2 separate regions of the Homo sapiens genome follow, and region 2 is linked to region 1. Evidence: read pairs that join two places in POLR2A ChIA-PET (ENCODE). Cell type or tissue: GM12878. All regions are shown on one strand.

Evidence for each region. Peaks named below come from ENCODE experiments on the same cell type or tissue, not always from the same donor. Only the 100,000 strongest peaks of a DNase experiment are listed, where the experiment ranks them.
Region 2: POLR2A ChIA-PET joins it to region 1 with 5 read pairs; 1 of 35 experiments calls an interaction of 5 or more read pairs at or near these places.

What each region holds. Positions count from the first base shown.
Region 1 is chr17:79,037,005-79,041,004 of GRCh38, forward strand. The region is part of intron 1 of C1QTNF1 (C1q and TNF related 1); the gene reads left to right. Among named protein-coding and RNA genes, the nearest start is that of C1QTNF1-AS1, 11 kb to the left of the region's middle. In GM12878, no CTCF peak of the experiment used is centred here; a DNase peak (open chromatin) is centred at 2,075; H3K27ac peaks cover 430 bases.
Region 2 is chr17:78,757,233-78,761,232 of GRCh38, forward strand. All of the region lies in intron 1 of CYTH1 (cytohesin 1), which reads right to left. Among named protein-coding and RNA genes, the nearest start is that of CYTH1, 23 kb to the right of the region's middle. In GM12878, no CTCF peak of the experiment used is centred here; no DNase peak of the experiment used is centred here; H3K4me3 peaks cover 1,526 bases; H3K27ac peaks cover 2,965 bases.

The DNA.
Region 1 (4,000 bases):
CACATAGTCCCAGAGCTTCAGAGGTCCGCTGTCAGCACACAAGCATGAGAGCACGGAGGTGAAACAAAAATATAACAGGACCCACTTATTTGTTTATTTATTCACCATGCCCAGCTATTTTTTTGTTTTTGTTTTTGTTTTTTTGAGATGGAGTCTCGCTCTGTCGCCAGGCTGGAGTGCAGTGGCATGATCTCGGCTTAGCACAACCTCCGACTCCCTGGTTCAAGCGATTCTCCTGCCTCAGCCTCCCAAGTAGCTGGGATTACAGGCACGTGCCACCACGCCCAGCTAATTTTTGTATTTTTAGTAGAGCCAGGGTTTCACCATGTTGGCTAGGATGGTCTCCAATCTCCCGACCTCGTGATCCACCCGCCTCGGCCTCCCAAAGTGCTGGGATTACAGGTGTGAGCCACTGTGCCCGGCCAATTTTGGTATTTTTACTAGAGACAGGGATTTGCCATGTTGGCCAGGCTGGTCTCGAACCCCTGACTTCAAGTGATCCACCCTCCTCGGCCTCCTAAAGTGCTGGGATTACAGGCGTGAGCCACTGCGCCCAGCCAAAAGGCCCAATTTGAAACAAATATAAGGAATGGTGAACTTGCATGTGACTACTCTCTCCTTAAAGGACCTACCACAGAGCTAAGAGGCCTGTGGAGGGATAAAAATTATTATTATTATTATTACCACAGGGTCTCACTCTGTCACCCAGGCTAGAGTGCAGTGGTGCGATCATGGCTTACTGCAGCCTTGACTTCCTGGACTCAGGTGATCCTCCTACCTCAGTCTCTTGAGCAGCTGCTGGGACTACAGGCGAACACCACCATGCCTGGCTAATTTTTGTGTTTTTGGTAGAGATGGGGCTTCACCATGTTGTCCAGGATGGTCTTGAATTCCTAGGCTCAAGCAATCTACCCACCTTGGCCTCCCAAAGTGCTGGGATGACAGGTGTGAGCCACCACAAGCAAACAAGGGATACAATTTTTTTCTTTTTCTTTTTTTTTTTGAGACGGAGTCTCACTCTGTTGCTCAGGCTGGAGTGCAGTGGCGCGATCTTGGCTCACCACAACCTCTGCCTCCTGAGTTCAAGCAATTCTCCTGCCTCAGCCTCCCGAGTAGCTGGGACTACAGGTGCACCCCACCACGCCCAGCTAATTTTTGTATTTTTAGTAGAGATGGGGTTTCACCATGTTGGCCAGGCTGGTCTTGAACTCCTGACCTCAGGTGATCCACCTGCCTTGGCCTCCCAAAGTGTTGGGATTACAGGCGTGAGCCACCGCGCCCGGCCGGGATACAAATTATTCACAAGGATGTGTCCTCAGGCTTCCTGTCCTCCTCTACGTCCTGCGTGTAGCCTGGTTTCTCTTTTCTGGCCTCCCTCCTCCTGTAAAGGGGGATGTGTTCTTGTTGGGGAGAAGGTCAGGTGTAGGTGGATGATGTGGGGTTGAGGAAGGGACGCTGAAGAGCGGCTAGTCCTCAGGGACATGGAGGGAAGGAAAATGGTCGCCGAATTACCATGGAAATTGGCTCATATTTGCAGGATTTGGGAAAGGCAAGTAAAGAGCTTGAGTCATGCTGGAACTGTCTTCAGTTGCCTTGCCTGCGATGAGGCCTGGAGACTGGGCCACGTGGATCTGGATTCACACAGGTTTCACGTCACTGGCCAAGATGTGCTCAGGGCACTTCCCTGGAACTGCCTAACACATTCTTCCAGATAACCTTGCTGGGACACAGCCTCCCTACTGTAGGGGGATTTTTGCTGGAAATCACTAACAGTGATCTGGAGCCAAGTTTGGTTAGATGTTGGGCAATACTGTCTTTGCCCAAAAGTGACTAAAATGATCATCATGTTATGACGCTGGCTTTGCTGTGGGATTTGGTAAAATGCTTCTTAAGATCTTTTCAGGAAGGAAAGATTTCAACCTGGGTTTGCTCTGACTCCGAACAGCAGGCTTTTGAGGAGAGCCACCACCGCCAAAGTGGCCTTGTCCCTACCAGCCTGAGCCTGGGGCTCTCTGCTGGGGTTTCCCAGCCCCACCCCACCCCAGTGACAGCATCGTTCCTAACCCAGCTGCATCCTGGACCCCGTCTCTTCTGACCAAGGTGTGGAAAATCCCTTTGCTAGACTAGAAAGAGATAGACCAACATAAAAACAAATGCTGGTGCTTAGCTAGGGGCAATTTTGCCCCTGAGGAACAGGCATATTACCATGTTTGGAGACATTTTTTGTTGTCATAACTAGAGGTAGTGGTGCTAATGGCATCTGGTGGGGACAGTCCAGGGTTACTGCTAAGCATCCTACAGCACACAGGCTAGCCCCCCACCACAGGGGATTATCTAGGCCCAAACCTCAATGGTGCCAGGGTTGGCTGGCGCGGTGGCAAACGCCCGTAATCCCAGCACTTTGGGAGGCCGAGGCAGATGGATCACCTGAGGTCAGGAGTAGTTCAAGACCAGCCTGGCCAACATGGCGAAACCCTGTCTCTACTAAAAATACAAAAATTAGCCGGGTGTGGAGGCACACGCATATAATCTCAGTTACTAGGGAGACTGAGGCAGGAGAATAACTTGAACCTGGGAGGCGGAGGTTGCAGTGAGCCAAGATCGCGCCACTTCACTCCAGCCTGGGTGACAGAGCGAGACTCTGTCTCAAAATAAAATAAAACAAAAAAACCCAGCAATCCTTCAATGGTGCCAGGGTTGAGAAACCACAGAGTAGAATAATCCAAGGTAGCTTTTTAATGCGTTTTGTAGTTACTTTCCAACCTCTCTTAAATAAATATGTGTGTGTGTGTGTATATATATATATATGTAAATATGTATATATGTATATATATGTAAACATGTGTATGTGTATATATAAAATTTGGGATTCAGGAAAAAAATATTTAAAGAAAGGAAAATCTCTTTTCCTTTTAACTGGTACAAGTTTGCCACTTAAAAGGAAAAAACAGAATAATTATTAAGGCACCAAGGAGAAACAGAGGAAATACAGAAATGGAGAAATAAACAAATTTAGAGAATTCAGTCTGACAAATATTTGCTGAGCACCAGTGATTCAGGGTGCTGCAGGATGCTTGGCTAGGGGACGTCCCAGCCCTGGAGGAGGTCACCCACGGTCTGCTGAGTAGACTCTCATAGGCTAGACAAACTCTCTGCAGTAGGAGACAATAGGAAAAATAAAATTATGGCGCCCACCTATAATCCCAGTACTTTGGGAGGCCAAGGCAGGTGAATTGCTTGAGCTCAGGAGTTTGAGACGAGCCGGGGAAACACGGTGAAACCGTGTCTTTACGAAAAAACAACAAAAAAATTTAGCTGGGCGTGGTGGCGCATGCCTGTAGTCCCAGCTGCTTGAGAGGTTGAGGTGGGCAGATGGCCTGAGCCGGGAGGGTTGAGGCTACAGGGAGGCAGAGTGAGACCCTGTATCAAAAAAGAAAACTAAGACCGAGGATGGAGAATTTTTCCCAGTTGAGGGGCCTGGGAAGGCTTCAGGAAGACTATGAGACCTTGAGTTGGGTGTTGAAGACAAGGCGGGCAGGATTTTATTGTCATCTGTTGTCAGCCTGTCTGAGTCCAAATGCAGCCCCCCTGCTCAAAAATCAGTCTTGGCCCGGCGTGGAGGATCACGCCTGTAATCCCAGCACTTTGGGAGGCTGAGGTGGGCAGATCACTTGAGCCCGGGAGTTTGAGACCAGCCTGGGCAACATGGTGAAAATTTGTCTCTACAAAAAAAAAAAAAAAAAAAAAAAATTAGCTGGGTGTGGTAGTGCATACCTGCAGTCCCTTCTACTTGTGAGGCTGAGGTGGGAGGATGGCTCAAGTCCAGGAGGCAGAGGCTGCAGTGAGCCGAGATTGCACCACTGCACTCACTCACAGAGTGAGATCCTGTCAAAAAAAAAAATCAGAATTTTAGGCTAATTAGCTTCTCCAAGTCTCTGTTTTCTCATTTACATATCTGCTACAGTCATGAATGTATATTGTCTCCCTAGAGGATTGTGGG
Region 2 (4,000 bases), 280 kb before region 1:
CCACCATGCCCGGACTCAAGGTTTGAATTTTCAACATAACTTAAGAAACCCTCATCCTTTGGGGGGATGACCGTGAGTGCAGTTTAAAAAAAAGAAAAGAAACCCTCCTATGAATTAAACAGGTCTTGGTTAGAGGTCAAAGTTCTCCTTCTAATTAGAATGTAAGGTACCTGAGAACTCTATTCATGTCTAAATTGCAAGGCCCATAGAGTGTCCAGCTCATTATAGGTGTTCAATAAGTATCTGTTGAATAGATGAATAAAAAACGACCTGGGAAAGAAGCTGCTATAATTTTCCCATTCTAATACATGTAAACACTAGCCGAGGTTCTTAGAACAAAGTTCATTCTGCCAATGCTGAGAGAGGCAGGAAAAAATTTTAATTATATCAGCAACCCAAAAGATTAAAAAAATATTCAGCCGGGTGCAGTAGCTCATGCCTGAATCTCAGCACTTTGGGAGGCTGAGGCGGGCAGACTGCCTGAGGTCAGGAGTTTAAGACCAGTCCGGCCAACATGGTGAAACCCCTTCTCTACTAAAAATACAAAAAAAATTAGCCAGGCATGGCTACTTGGGAGGCTGAGGCAGGGGAATTGCTTGAACCAGGGAGGTGGAGGTTGCAGTGAGCCAAGATCGCACCACTGCACTCCAGCATGGGTGACAGAGCAAGACTCTGCCTCAAAAAAAAAAATTCAAAAAAAAGTTTAAAAAAATAGTAATTCAATGTCAGGAAGGATAAATTAACAAGTATCATCATATACTGGTATGAGGTGTAAACTGATTCACACTTTCTGAAAACCCATTTGGCAGTACATATCAAGAGACTACAAAGTTAAACTCCCTAACCCAGTAAGTCCACTTACAGGAATCTAGCCTAAGAAAATCACTGGAAATGTGAGCAAAACTTTATCCACAAGAATGTTACAGGATTCTTTCTTACAGGAACAAAGTGGAAACTTCTAAATAACAAGACAGGATGATTAATTAAACTATGCTCCATCTATATCATGCTGCCTTTGGCCGAGGCCCCAAGCATCCCTGCATGTCCTTGCTGAGAGTGCCAAACTGCAAGGTCTGTCTTCTTGTAGCTGGCGACATGAAGTTGGTCAAGGAGACTGTAGCATGACATGCCCCCATTGAGGAGAAGAAGCCTGGCCTGTCTATCACTTGCTATAAAAAGTGCTAAGCCCAGGCCCGGTGTGGTGGCTCACGCCTGTAATCCCAGCACTTTGGGAGGCCGAGGCAGGCAGATCACCCGAGGTCAGGAGTTCGAGACCAGCCTGACAAACATGGAGAAACCCCGTCTCTACTAAAAATAAAAAATTAGCCGGGCATGGTGGTGCATGCCTGTAATCCCAGCTACTCGCTAGGCTGAGGCAAGAGAATTGCTTGAACCCAGGAGGCGGAGGAGGTTGCAGTGGGCCGAGATTGCACCATTGTATTCCAGCCTGGGCAACAAGAGTGAAACTCGAAACTCCATCTCAAAAAAACAAAAAAGAAAGAAAAAAAGAAAGGAAAGTGCTAAGTCCTTGGTGGTCCTTGGTTCCTCAGCTGTAGGCAAACCCAATTCATGCATAGACATCATCTGGGCCCATCATGTCACCCCACGAGACTTGAGGTCAGGGGCACCAGCACTTTCATGCTGATATTCCTGCTATTTGCTGTGCGATGTGTACTAATCTGCCTCATTCTGATCCAGTAGGTCTCGTTATCTACTTTCGGCATCCACGGAGTTATGGCATGTGCTTGTGGCCCTAGCTACTCAGGAAGCTGAGGTGGGAGGATTGCTTAAGCATAGGAGATCGAGGTTGCAGTGGGCTATGACAACACCACTGCACTCCAGCCTGGTCAACAGAGTGAGATCCTGTCTCAAAACAGAAAGAAAATTTCCATAATAATAATTTTCTCAATGTTTGCCAAAGTGCTAAAGTAAGAAGGGCACAATTGTAGCCAATCGAAGCCCACTGCCTGAGGTGGCTTCATTTTCAGACTATATGGCAACTGCCCCGAGGAAGGACTAAAAGGTACTCTCCAAAGACACTCTGGGTAAGTGGACGCAGCCTCAGTTCTTCGTAGGTCTCATGCGCCTAGCAGTCTACATCCCAGCGCCAAGCCTCTCTTTCATCCAACGGGGTAGGCAAAGGGGTCTTTTTAGGTTGCTTCCTCACTGTTGTACAGATCAGGGCTCTAAAACTGGCACCTGGCCACTGGCTGCCTAGCAACAGCTGCAACATAAAGAGACGGTATCTCTTAAAAGGAACAAAACAGAAAACCACACAAAGACACATGGGGAAGCTAAAGTGGGTAGGTAGCTATATACTTGGTAGCTATAATAAAGGAGTAAAAACAAAAATCCAAGGTTGGTTATTCTTGCTTCTTTCATCTGTTGAGCCTCTTCTTAAAAACCTCTGTAAGTTCAAAACCCTCCAAGCGGAATACTGAATGGCTTAAAGCAAAACCACATAAATTAGATAGTTACAGCTGAGGAAATGCATTCAACACTCAGCCATCCCTTCCTACAATCATGGACGCACAAATTCTTGTGAAATCATTTTATACACTCAACACGGGAAATGAAGGGAAGCATCTCTGGCCAGGCCAACTCAAGCCAGAGCCTGCCTGTGTGATGTGACCTTGGAGAGAACAGTTAGAGGTTCTGAAGCGTGAGTTTCCACACCTGGGGTCCCCAAATTTAGGGGCATTAGAAGTATATTTGTGTGCATGTGTGTACAAGCATGTGCATGTATGTACGTATTTATTCATTCACTCATTCCTGGATCTGCCCTGGTACGTTTGGTATGGCTAGAGTAAGGAACCAGAATAAATGGCTTTTTTGAAAGATTCCTCCAGGGATTCTGCGGGTTAGTCAAGTATGGGAACCACCATTCTAACCCAAATTTACTAGATTACGAACTTTAAAAGGGAAGGCTAAACAAACCACTTCTGCATGTTCATCTGCCTAGGACATCTGCTACCACAATTGCAAAAGGTGCCCATGTGGAACGGAAAATACATGGTTGAATTTTACAAATTTAGACATATAAAGCTAAAAACTCAAGAAACACTGAATTCCCTCTTTTGACTACTGATGTTTTAATTCTGGCCTCTATCCAAATAGCAGGTTTATATATATATATATATATATATATATATACACACACATACATATATATATGTGTATATATATATATATACACATACATATATATATGTATATATATATACATACATATATATATGTATATATATGTATGTATATATATATACATATATATGTATATATATGTATATATATATATACATACATATATATGTATATATATATGTATATATATATACACATACATATATATGTATATATATGTATATATATAGTTTAAAAGAAAGCAACAACATTCTACTATCTTAAAACCCTCTTTTCTAAACACTAGAAAATCAAAAATCGCATTACAACAGAACTTAAGACTTTTAAATAGAAGTGAAAAAGTAATTTTACACAAAAAGCATCATATACTTATCTTTCTAAAAGTTACAGGTATCAAGTAAGTCTGATGACATCACTTCTCAAAATCAAAATATATCCCAGATGCTCCTCAACTTACAATGGGGTTACTTCCCAATAAACCCATCGTAAAGTCAACCATAAGTCAGAGACAGTCTCTATATATTTTCTTGATAAATGGGATACCCACCTCCCGGGTTCAAGTGATTCTCCTGCCTCAGCCTCCTGAGTAGCTGGGACTACAGGCATGCACCACCACACCCGGCTAATTTTTGTATTTTTTGTAGAGACAGAGTTTCAACATGTTGGTCAGGCTGGTCTCGAACTCCCGACCTTGTGATCCACCCACCTCGGCCTCCCAAAGTGCTGGATTACAGGTGTGAGCCACCGCGCCCAGCCTCGCGATTTCCAAGTTTTCAGTCACATAGCAATGCTACAATAAACACCCTTGTGCACACATTCTGGTACACAACAGCAGTTCCCCACCTTCTGAGTCCCA